Regions from separate parts of the Homo sapiens genome. Here region 1 is linked to region 2. A link is a contact called in ENCODE Hi-C data. All regions are on one chromosome and are shown on one strand. The core of a region is the stretch at or near the end of the contact, and the rest is flanking DNA. Distances in the headings are between cores, read along the strand shown. Region 1 holds the start of PNMA1 (PNMA family member 1). Region 2 overlaps PSEN1 (presenilin 1).

The links. Hi-C counts contacts between places; a loop is a spot of excess contacts on that map. Pooled maps may share reads with other maps.
Region 1: a map with no recorded cell type shows a loop between it and region 2 (2.4-fold over the local background). The contact joins the promoter of PNMA1 here to the enhancer-like site in region 2. A Hi-C loop is called at or near these places in 1 of 168 maps with a recorded cell type or tissue (PC-9), 1 of 37 single-sample maps with no recorded cell type and 3 of 50 pooled maps.

What each region holds. Positions count from the first base shown.
Region 1 is chr14:73,708,817-73,715,633 of GRCh38, forward strand. PNMA1 (PNMA family member 1) reads right to left here and starts at 5,568. Exons shown (of 1, transcript NM_006029.5): 1 at 2,967-5,568. The coding sequence starts at 4,823. The coding sequence ends at 3,762. It overlaps MIDEAS (mitotic deacetylase associated SANT domain protein), which reads right to left. Exons shown (of 13, transcript NM_001367710.1): 13 at 6,306-6,817. RefSeq lists enhancers at 4,964-5,023, 5,964-6,033 and silencers at 5,114-5,283, 5,464-5,743.
Region 2 is chr14:73,178,997-73,184,845 of GRCh38, forward strand. The region is part of intron 5 of PSEN1 (presenilin 1); the gene reads left to right. Among named protein-coding and RNA genes, the nearest start is that of PSEN1, 45 kb to the left of the region's middle. Within about 2 kb of position 1,460, at least 3 of the 41 ENCODE cell types and tissues checked have a DNase peak (open chromatin) inside an H3K27ac peak, as active enhancers do; they include PC-9, where a contact is called at or near this core.

The sequences.
Region 1 (6,817 bases), core at 4,318-6,817, 530 kb after region 2:
CATCCCCTGTGACTTGCACGTATACATCCAGATGGCCTGAAGTAACTGAAGATCCACAAAAGAAATAAAAATAGCCTTAACTGATGACATTCCATCATTGTGATTTGTTCCTGCCCCACCCTAACTGATCAATGTACTTTGTAATCTCCCCCACCCTTAAGAAGGTTATTTGTAATTCTCCCCACCCTTGAGAATGTACTTTGTGAGATCCACCCCTGCCCGCAAAACATTGCTCTTAACTTCAGCGCCTATCCCAAAATCTATAAGAACTAATGATAATCCACCACCCTTTGCTGACTCTCTTTTCGGACTCAGCCCGCCTGCACCCAGGTGAAATAAACAGCCACGTTACTCACACAAAGCCTGTTTGGTGCTCTCTTCACACGGACGTGCATGAAAATAACTTCCCTCCTAAGAATGCAGCCAACTCTGCATCTATGAAAAGAAGGTCTATCCCCCCATGTTTAAACTGTAGAAGGATGTCCATAACATATTGGGCCAAAAAAAAAAAAACCCCAAGCATACACCAAAAAAACAAAACAAACAACCCCCCCGCCCCCCCCGAATAATCCTTATATACCTAGTTTGTTTTTTTGGTGCATCTGTGTGCGTGGTTTTTTGTTTTGTTTTGTTTTTTTCGAGACAGGGTCTTGTTCCGTCACCCCAGGTTGGAGTGCGGTGGCATGTTCATAGATCACTGCAACCTTGAACTCCTGGGCTCAAGCAATCCTCCTGCATCAGCCTCCTAAATAGCCTGGCTAATTTTTAAATTTACTTATTTTTGTGGAGACAAGGTCTTGGTATTTTGCTCAGGCTGGTCTTGAACTCCTGTCCTTAAGTGATCCTCCCACCTCAGCATCCCAAAGTGCTGGGATTACAGGTGTGAGCCACTACAACGGGCCCATTTTTAAAAATGTAGTATGTGGGCCAGTTGTGGTGGCTTACGCCTGTAATCCCAGCATTTTTGGAGTACTTTCAAACCACGAGGTCAGGAGTTTGAGACCAGCCCGGCCAACATGGTGAAACCTTGTCTCTACTAAAAATACAAAAATTAGCCGGGCGTAGTGGCACACACCTGTAATCCCAGCTACTTGGGAGGCTGAGGCAGGAGGATCACTTGAGCCCAACAGACAGAGGTTGCAGTGAGCTGAGATTACGCTACTGCACTCCAGCCTGGGCAACACAGCGAGACTCCGTCTCAAAAAAAAAAATGCAGTATGTGTGTATATGTGTGGAGTGGGAGTGTGTATACATATGTGGTGGCTGGTTGGTGTTTGGTGGTGGGAGTGTGTGTGGGTGTGAGGAGAAATGGGAATATATGTTGGGGGTGGGAGACTGACATCGTGTACATGTGGAGCAGGAGGAGGGTGTATGTTATGATGGGAGTACTGACGGGGAGATGACAGTGTGTCAAGAGTGTAAGAGGGGTGAGTGTGCACCTGATGCTGGTGGGAATGGAGGGGAAAGTTCTGTGAATGATGGGTAGCAGGTGAAGACATGCCAAGTGTTTGTGGTAAGTGAAGCTGAGCATATCTGTTGGGAACCAAGGCAAGTATGTGGAGATGTTTTTGTGACAGGAGGAAAGGGATGTACTGACATGAAGCGAATACGTGTACCGAAAAATCTGGAAGAACATACATTACCCCTTATAGACTTGTCGAATGGCTCAGCTATAATTTTAAAACCTTATTAGGGAAAGGCTCACTGAACACAATATTCATGTAATAACTTTAGATTCACTGAGGATCTCAAAAGATGGACATCTTCAATCACTGAATCTTTGCAGCAAAATAAACATGTTTTAAAGTTGTATTTCCCTTTTTATATCGTCCTGCTATAAAATGGTTGCTGTAAAATAGCCTTCATTTTACACAGGTGTGATGAATTATAGCTATTTCTTCAGTGAAACAAAATGTTTAGCTGAAAAGTGATCTTAAGAGAAAAACACTGCCAGATAACCTCCTGAACCCCATTTCAAGATTTTCTAAAAAAAAATTTTTTGAGAAACAGGGTCTCACTCTATCACCAGGCTGGAGTGCGGTGGGACGATCATGGCTTACTGCAGCCTCAACCTGCTGAGCTCAAGCGATGTCCCACCTTAGCCGCTGGGTGGCCACCTTAGTGCTGGGACCACAGGCGTGTGCCACCATGCCTGGCTAATTTTTAAAAGTTTGGGTGGAGATTGGGTCTATGTTGCCCAAGCTGGTCTCAAAATCTTGGCTTCAGGCAATCCTCCCTAAGTGCTGGGATTACAAGTGTGAGCCAAATCTGGTATCTAAATTTTTTTTTTTTTTTTTTTGAGATGGAGTCTCACTCTGTTGCCCAGGCTGCAGTGCAATGGCGCAATCTCGGCTCACTGCAACTTCCGCCTCCCAAAGCGATTCTCCTGACTCAGCTTCCCAAGTAGCGGGAATTACAGGCACGCACCACCACACCCGGCTAATTTTTGTATTTTTAGTAGAGACGGCGAGGTGGCTCACGCCTGTAATCCCAGCACTTTGGGAGGCCGAGGTGGGTGGATCACTTGAGGTGAGGAGTTCCAGACCAGCCTGACCAACATGGTGAAACCCGTCTCTACTAAAAAAATACAAAATTAGCTAGGCGTGGTGGCGCATGTCTGTAATCCCAGCTACTCAGGAGGCTGAAGCAGGAGAATCACTTGAACCCGGGAGGCAGAGGTTGCAGTGAGCCGAGATCGCTCCATTGCACTCCAGGCTGGGCAACAGAGCAAGACCCTCTCTGCCCGATAAAAATAAAAAATTTTAAAAATTAAAAAACAAAACAAAAAACTGTTAAGATGACAGCAAGAGGGGAAGGAAAAAAAGGACCTGCCATTTAAATTCACATAGTATCATACAAAGCTTAAAATAAATGGTTTGATTTAATGACAAAGTCTTCATAAGAAAAAAGGACAGTTTACTTAGGCTAAAAATGTTTATACATGCCAGAAAAATGAGAAGACAACAGAATTTTTAAAATATTTTAATTTGTATATATAACTTCAAATTTAGAACACTCAGTATGAACAAGAACTATTCTCTGACAAAGATGTGAAATGGGGGAGTGAATTACTGTACAGGTGCATATCAACCTCTCCATGCAATTTACATCTGTATCTTATGCAATGAGAAACTGGTTTACACAGCTCCGTAACTGCAGTATTTTTTAACACCCCATTTTGCAGTCTCAGAATACTTTTCAATTAAACTGGTCGACATGTTTAAAGATGAGAAATAAGATGTTTGCATTGTAAAGTTGAGTAATAGCTAATAAATGCACACTTCCTTCCATTAATATAAATCTGGAACAATTTATGGTAAACAAAAATCTATCCGCGTTATCAGTAATCTAACAGTGCATACTTTTACTGAACACTTCCTGTGAGCCAGGCCTCGTAGTAAACATCTGAACATGCAATTTCACATTCAGTGTGGAATAAGAAGTGTCATAGGTTCGCGTGTTTTTCACAACTGATTATGATGTCCATGATGACAGCGTGCACTAAGCGCTGTGTCCAACCAACCCTTTACCTGGCATTTTAGCCAGCAAGACCCGCTTGCATTGCAGTCGTTCACGGTGCTCGCTGGCACAATTTTAGAATGTTACATGAATACTCAGGCCTGACTAACCTTCCCCTCCAAAAAACAACAAAACAGAACAAGGCTAAGCCTTTACTACTCAGAGACACATCTGTAAGACCCCACAGGGACAAGAAAAGTAGCTGTGATCTAGGTCTGCACTAAAGCTGCCTTTCCTGGCACTCAGAAGTGCCCTTCCAGGCCTAACTGCAGAAGGGTGGCCTCAGCCTCCTCCTCCTCCTCCTTGGCTTCCTCCTCACGGATCTGCACCAGCAACTGAAAGAGGTTTGGGGCTGGCCCTTCCCCAGCCCCGGTAAGCCACAGCTGCCTTCGGATGGCCCCGCTGTGGTTGGCCCCGGCAATGACCTGCTCTAGGCGGGCCTGGTTCACATTATCTTTATCAATGGCCCCCTTCTCTACCACCTTCTGTAGCAGAGGCTCCAGACGAATGACATAAGCAGACAATTTTTCTCCCGGGTTCTGATAAGTGTTCAGAAATTTGATCTGGGCATCCCTAGAGCTCTCAACGCTCCCAAACACCTGCTCAAGCGCCTTCAGGCATTCGGCAGTGGTTATCGCGGGGTTGTTGGACTTAAGGATGCGAATAACATCAGCGGCGGGGCCTCTAAGACTCTCCATCAACCGCCGCCTCTTTTCTACATCGGACACCTGCCACTCCTCTAGGACCTCATTAGTGTGCTCCAGCCAGGGATCAAAGGTTTCCTCTCCAGGCCCTGGGATGTCCCTCCCCGAGAAAAGTGTCAGCCTCTTGTACCATATGGACTCAACAAGAGGCTGAATAACATTATCCAAAATATAGTTTAGCATCTCTGCTGGCATCTCTGGGCCCGGGGTCGGAGTAGGGTTCTGAAACCCAAGGACACGGGCAACATCTTGCACGGTCCACCCCTCTCTAGCTAGGAAGAGGTGCAATCTTTCTAAAAATTCAGCATCAGAAGTTGGGGGCTTAAATAACACTTTCCAGACCCCTCCTTTGCCCGGCATCTCCCTGGGGATCGCGGCGTAATCTACAGCGCCAGTGAGCTCTAATAAGGCTGCTTTCGCATTTTCTTCCCTCCAGAACATTCTCCCAAGCATTCGGTAGGAGACCTGGGGCATCGCAGCCTGGAGGGTCTCTTCGATTTCAGCCTCATCACAGTTCACTGGGATGCCCCAGACTAACAGAGCTCTCTGGGAGTTCACATCCATCCCCCGGCACCAGTCTTCCAACAGTGTCATCGCCATTTTCTCAACTATCAAGACGCCAAATTCTACCAACAGACTGTGGCTCACCGTGCTCCTGGCCTTAGAACAATACCAGACACTCCCACCAAGTAGGCCCGAGGGAGGCGACCTTCATGCAGTCACGATTAACAAAGACAGAGTCCTGATCTCGCCCTTCTCTGCCCCCACAGTCAGTCCGTAGGTGCACTCGGAGCCGAGCTCGGGGACGCTGAGGCAGTCACGCGGCCGTCGCCATCTTGCGTCTGGGTCTGGGTCCGGTCGGGTCCGCCGCCTGCAGCAGGGGCGTCGCGTCGTCGTGCAGCGGGCGAGGAGCGACGGCGGGCGGCGAAGGCAGGCGCGCTGGGCCGAGAGCCGCCGGGGTGTGGTCGCGGGGCGTGGCCGCCGGGCGCTCGCTGCGGCTCCTGGAGAGGATCGGGCGTTCGCGGTCGCAGCCTGGTCTTCCCGCGGGCGAGGAGCGGCCGTTTGGGAGACTAGCCAGAGGGAGAAACTGTGCCGAAGTCGCGGCGGCTGCGGGCCAGCGGAAAGCGGCTTCTTGGCGGGCGCGGGGACTCCTCTGGGCGGGCGGCGAGGACGGCCGAGGACCAGAAACGAAGGCAGCAGAGGAGCAGGAAAGTCGGAGAAGCGAGGCTGGAGACAGCAGAGGCGAGGGTGGGAAGGGGCGGCCGCGGCGGCCCGCAGCGGTTCAGGCGCTGCGCGGCTGCTCTGGCGTCCAGTCCTACCCGCAACCCGCCGCGACGTTACTGCTGCAGTGGAGGATGGGGCCAGCCGGCGAGCGGCGTCCGCCCCGCCCCGCCCCGTCCCGCCCCCGCGGCGGAGCTGCTCGGGCGTCTCCATGGCAACGGTGTCCCAGCCGGCGCGAGGCACGCCTGCTCCGGCGGCTCGCGGGGGTCGAGCGGTTGCCGTGGAGCCAGCGAGGGGCTCGGGCATTTGTTTCTCTGATGGCGCATTTCCTTTTTCATAATTTAGCATTTTAACAGTAAACAACTACTACTAAGCACCGTGTTTTAAAAATAATAACCCAATCCTGGAGTGGATTTAAGATGATATTGTTGGAAATGCATCCCTCATGGTGGACTTGTCTACTCGGGTTGCTCAGCCAGTCCACCCTGCACGTGAAAATACTCTCCTCAGAACCCTGGCTTCCCGTTGCCCCTGACCACACTGTGCACCCTGCATATTTCATCCCAATGAAGCCAAAATGTCGGAGTGCGCCATTTCTGTGTATTTGTGTGAGACACTGAGTTTAGACTTTTTCTTGTCTAAAATTTTGTAAAAATCTGTCTGTGTCTACTGAGTCATCTTTTAGCCAGGCAAACATTAGTGTATTATTTTCCTTTTCCTGGCTGGCATCATTGACAATAGGCTGCTAAAAGAGAATCCTTATGGTTCAAAAATGTCGAGTAATCTCCCTGCAAGCAAGACAAGGCGCACTTACATCAACCCCAGATGGTGAAAATCCCAAGAGAACAAAGCATTCAACTCTGAATTTTTAAAACCTTATTTAATAAAAGGTTTAAAGATACAGAAGAACATTCAAAAGTAAATAAGTTACATAGGTACATTACAATCACATCAGCAAGATTCTTTAGTGTATTAATTTTTTTCTTATAAAAAGCACACAAAAAATAAAATCTTCAGTCTCTATCACAACTGTACAGCAAAAGAGGTAATATTTATATATGTACACTATTTTAATATGTAACAGTCTTTTTAAAAAAGGATGCCACAGGCAGCAAACACACAAAAGGCAGTGTCTGATCATTTTTGTTTCAAAATAAAAGGAATATACTTATTTATATGCTATTAAAATATCTGTACAATAATTACAGACTGTCAAGGCTGTTCCTGTGCTCTGTCCCCTCCAACAAAGCCTTCAACTTAGAGACAAATGAGGAAAAAGTGAAACAGCTGCAAATTGTTAGAAGCAAATATTAACATAGCAAAATGTGGGGAGGACACAATTGTTTTATAAAAATATCCCTACTTCCTGTAAA
Region 2 (5,849 bases), core at 210-2,709:
CTCACCTTGGGAATGGACCCACAAGTTTATAAACAGCTTTAAGAGATTGCTTTCATGAGTTTCTTTCTTTCTGTGATCTCCATGTGGTTTCTTGGGCTTCCCTTTTCCATTCCTGCAGCCAAAAGTGGACTTTATCTTCCTAAAGTCAGGGCCAAAATGTGGGAGGAGAGAGAGAAATAAAGCAAGGGCTATTTGCCCCACTCTCTCGGGACTGACATTCTTCCAGTCAGAGTAAGGATTCCCTCCCTCTGAATTTTAGGCTTCTGCCACCCACATTACCATCACCACAGGATTGTGTGAGGACTGGGCATACGAGAATGGAGAAAAGCGGAAAAGAATGCCGGGTGTGGTGGCTCACGCCTGTAATCCTAACACTTTGGGAGGCCAAGGCGGGCAGATTGCCTGAGCTCATGAGTTTATGACCAGCCTGGGCAACACAGTGAAAACCTGTCTCTACTAAAATACAAAAAATTAGCCAGGCATGGTGGTGGGCACCTGTAGTTCCAGTTACTCAGGAGGCTGAGGCAGGAGTATTGCTTGAACCCGGGAGGCAGAGGTTGCAGTGAGCCAAGATCGTGCCACTGCACTCCAGCCTGAGCTACAGTGCGAGACTCTGTCTCCAAAAAAAAGGAAGAAAAACTGGATTTTTACACTGTCTGGGTGTTAGGAGACCTCTTTCCTGATCCTCAAGCCAGAACTAGAGGTCTTCTGGAGCTCCCATTGTCTTGCTAATGCCCACTCATGTTGTAATGAGCACAGGTGGAGGAAAAAAAGTGGTCAGCTCACTGCTAGTACTTCTAATTCCCCAGCCCACCTACCTCTCATTACTTTTCATCTTTTGCAACCAGCTGCTGCCTGCTTTCTGCCCAGGTTTTGTAACTGTATTCAGTGGGATAGAGAGAGTGGAAGGTACTTACTCCATCTTATCTGGAACCTTTCTTAATATATTTTTTGTCGCATTTGTACATCTTTTATCCATCCTTCATTTTATTTTATTTTTTTTTTTGAGACGGAGTCTCAGTCTCTCGCCCAGGCTGGAGTGTAGTGGCATGATCTTGGCTCACTGCAACCTCCGCCTCCTGGGTTCAAGTGATTCTCCTGCCTCAGCCTCCCAAGTAGTTGGGATTACTGGGACACGCCACCATGCCTGGGTAATTTTTGCATTTTTAGTAGAGATGAGGGTTCCCCATGTTGCCCAGGCTGGTCTCGAACTTCTGACCTCAGGTGATCCACTGGTTTCGGCCTCCCAAAGTGCTGGGACTACAGGCCTGAGCCACCACGCCCAGCCTTATCCTTCATTTTAGACAGTTTAAGAGGTTTGTATTCAGCCAGATCTCCACATTTACTTGTTCATTTGTGTTGTGATGTTTTTTAATGTTCAAGTCTTAGCACACACAAACAATTATATAGAAACAAGTTGTTTACTTTGACACCCAGTATAACTAAAAGGATCTTTTGAGTCAGAGATTGAGTAACTTGCCAGAGCCTGTTTGGAAATAAACCCTGAGGATTTTTCATATCAGTGGTTGGTTATGCAATGTCTGTGGCAAGCCCTAGAAACTAAAAGACCAAACCTTAAAATGTTAAAAACAGGAAAGGCAGTTAATTATTATACATAATTTGTTATAAAAGGAACTATAACTTATTAAAGTCAGATGATTTCTGGCCTTGATAGTTTAGGGTTTAGAGAAGATACTGTTGTGTACTATAAAACAGCAGGGCTGTTTTCTTTCATACCCTTTAGCACAGGAAAGCTGAACTAGGGATTTTTGCAAGATGAGAAAGGCCTGTTGAAATGTGTGTGTATAACATAGTAATAAAAGAAATGCATATGAAAATAACAAATTAACATATTTGACATATTGACTTTGTCAAGATTAGTCTTTTTTGTCAAGTAACTAAGCCAGTGTGTATTAATTAAATCAGTAATTAGAAAAAGTTTGTACACTTTGATTTAGTAATTTTGCTTTTATGATATATTCTAAAGAAGGAATTAGAAATGCAGAAAAATATTTGTGAAGTAGGATGTTCATTTTAATGTAAATTAAAATTGGGGAAAGAAAGGGAAAACAATACAGATTCCATGCATAAGGCAAAGGTTCAATTGTGGGTTTATCCGTATGAGTAGACTATTATTTTGTCATTTAAAAATCATAGTTTCAGCTGGGCGTGGTGGCTCACGCATGTAATCCCAGCACTTTAGGAGGCTGAGGTGGGCGGATCACCTGAGGTCAGAAGATCGAGACCAGCCTGACCAACATGGAGAAATCCTGTCTCTACTAAAAATACAAAAAAATTAGCTGGGCGTGGTGGCGAGTGCCTGTAATCCCAGCTACTCAGGAGGCTGAGGCAGGAGAATCGCTTGAATCTGGGGAGTGGAGGTTGCGGTGAGATTGCGCCATTGCCCTCCAGCCTGGGCAACAAGAGCAAAACTCCATCTCAAAATCAATCAATCAATCAGTCAATCAATCATAGTTTCACGCCAGGTGCAGTGGCACGGACCTGTAGACCCAGTTACTTGGGACCCTGAGACGAGATGATTGCTTGAGCCCAGGTTTTCCAGTCTAGCCTGGGAAACATAGTGAGACCCCAGTCTCTTAAAAAAAAATCATATTTTCAAATAATATTTGGTGGCATGAGAATATGTTTGTAATAAAAGATTACATTTGTGAAAGCAGAATGTAAACAGTACACTAGTTGATTCTCACTGTTAAGGTCTTTACACACGCCTATACGTGCAGATAGAAAACATGTCTGAAAGGGAAACGGTTTTATTTTGTTTCGTATTTTTTTTTGAGACAATGTCTCACTTTGTCAGTCAGGCTGGAATGTAGTGGCACTGTCTCGGCTCACTGCACCCTATACCTCCTGGGTTCAAGCAATCCTCCCACCTCAACCTCCATGGTAGCTGGGACTACAGGCACCTGCCACCACGCCTAGCTAATGTTCGTATTTTTAGTAGAGACGGGGTTTTGGCATGTTGGTCAGGCTGGTCTTGAACTCCTGACCTCAGGCAATCCACCTGTCTCAGCCTCCCAAACTGCTGGGATAACAGGCGTGAGCCACTGTGCCTGGCCTGAAAGGGAAATGTTGGTATTAATTTTGGTTGTCACTGGCCTTTAGAATAGTTTTCTTCTTTTAGTGTTTCTGTGTTTCTTAAGTGTTACAAGCATATGTTACTTTTGATTCAGAAAAATGCTATTTTTAAAATAAGCAAGACTGGGCACGGTGACTCTCACCAGTATGGCTGAGACCAGAGGATCACTTGAAGCCAGGAGTTCAAAACCAGCTTGGGCAACAGAGTGAGACCCCCACCTCTACAAAAAGAAAAAAAAAAAATTAAAAAATTAGCCAGGCATGGTGGTGTACCCACGCCTATAGTCCTAGGTACTAGGGAGGCTGAGGTGGGAGTATGGCTTGAGCCCAGTGGTTCGAGATTGCAGTGAGCTACGATCATGCCACTGTACCCCAGCCTGGGCAACACAGTGAGGCCCTATCTCAAAAAATAATTAAAAAAAAAATATTTGGGGGCTCCTAGAAGGTACAGTTAAAAAAATTAAAATTAGGCCGGGCATGGTGGCTCACGCCTATAATCCCAGCACTGTGGGAGGCTAAGGAGGGTGGATCACTTGAGATCAGGAGTTCAAGACCAGCTTGGCCAACATGGTGAAACTTCATCTCTAATACAAAAATCACCTGGGCGTTGGTGGTGGGTGCCTGTAATCCCAGCTACTCGGGAGGCTAAGGCAGGAGAATTGCTTGAATCTGGGAGGTGGAGGTTGCAGTGAGCCAAGACCATGCTACTGCACTCCAGCCTGGGCGACAAAGTGAGGCTTCATCTCCCAAAAATAAATAAATAAAATTAAAAAAAGAAATAAATAAGAACATCTCCTTCTTCCTTTGCCAAAAAACCGAGGTGAAAAGCATCTCTCAAGAATGATGAGAATTTCAATTATTTAATATTTACTCTGGTCCTTAATTTAAAGCTTAATATGGAATCCCAGTGTACATCTCCCACTGGTATTGTTTGTCTTGGCCAAGACAGACAAGTTTTAAAGAGTGAGATAAAATTTAGGCTAAAGTTGAAGTATTTGGAGGGAAATGTACAGATGTTCTCAGCTTACCTTTTTTGTTTTTTTGAGATGGAGTCTCGCTCTGTTGCTCAGGCTGGAGTGCAATGGTGCGATCTCAGCTCTCCACAACCTCCGCCTCTCAGGTTGAAGTGATTCTCCTGCCTCAGCCTCCCAAATAGCTGGGACTGCAGGTGTGTGCCACTATGTCTGGCTAATTTTTGTATTTTTTTTTTTTAATTTATTTTTTATTGATAATTCTTGGGTGTTTCTCACAGAGGGGGATTTGGCAGGGTCATAGGACAATAGTGGAGGGAAGGTCAGTAGATAAACAAGTGAACAAAGGTCTCTGGTTTTCCTAGGCAGAGGACCCTGCGGCCTTCCGCAGTGTTTGTGTCCCTGGGTACTTGAGATTAGGGAGTGGTGATGACTCTTAACGAGCATGCTGCCTTCAAGCATCTGTTTAACAAAACACATCTTGCACCGCCCTTAATCCATTCAACCCTGAGTGGACACAGCACATGTTTCAGAGAGCACAGGGTTGGGGGTAAGGTCACAGATCAACAGGATCCCAAGGCAGAAGAAGTTTTCTTAGTACAGAACAAAATGAAAAGTCTCCCATGTCTACTTCTTTCTACACAGACACGGCAACCATCCGATTTCTCAATCTTTTCCCCACCTTTCCCGCCTTTCTATTCCACAAAGCCGCCATTGTCATCCTGGCCCGTTCTCAATGAGCTGTTGGGCACACCTCCCAGACGGGGTGGTGGCCGGGCAGAGGGGCTCCTCACTTCCCAGTAGGGGCGGCCGGGCAGAGGTGCCCCTCACCTCCCGGGCGGGGCGGCTGGCCGGGCGGGGGGCTGACCCCCCCACCTCCCTCCCGGACGGGGCGGCTGGCCGGGCAGAGGGGCTCCTCACTTCCCAGTAGGAGCGGCCGGGCAGAGGCGCCCCTCACCTCCCGGACGGGGCGGCTGGCCAGGCGGGGGGCTGATCCCCCCACCTCCCTCCCAGACGGGGCGGCTGGCCGGGCGGGGGGCTGACCCCCCCCCACCTCCCTCCCGGACAGGGCGGCTGGCCGGCCGGGGGGCTGACCCCCCCACCTCCCTCCCGGACGGGGCGGCTGGCCGGGCGGGGGGCTGACCCCCCCACCTCCCTCCCGGACGGGGCGGCTGGCCGGGCGGGGGGCTGACCCCCCCACCTCCCTCCCGGACGGGGCGGCTGGCCGGGCGGGGGGCTGACCCCCCCACCTCCCTCCCGGACGGGGCGGCTGGCCGGGCAGAGGCGCCCCTCACCTCCCGGACGGGGCGGCTGGCCGGGCGGGGGGCTGACCCCCCCACCTCCCTCTCCGACGGGGCGGCTGGCCTGGCAGAGGGGCTCCTCACTTCCCAGTAGGGGCGGCCGGGCAGAGGCGCCCCTCACCTCCCGGACGGGGCGGCTGGCCGGGCGGGGGGCTGACCCCCCCACCTCCCTCTCGGACAGGGCGGCTGGCCTGGCAGAGGGGCTCCTCACTTCCCAGTAGGGGCGGCCGGGCAGAGGCGCCCCTCACCTCCCGGACGGGGCGGCTGGCCGGGCGGGGGGCTGACCCCCCCACCTCCCTCCCGGACGGAGCGGCTGGCGGGGCGGGGGGCTGACCCCCCCACCTCCCTCCCGGATGGGGCGGCTGGCCTGGCGGGGGGCTGACCCCCCCCACCTCCCTCCCGGACGGGGTGGCTGCCGGGCGGAGACGCTCCTCACTTCCCAGACGGGGCGGCTGCCGGGCGGAGGGGCTCCTCACTTCCC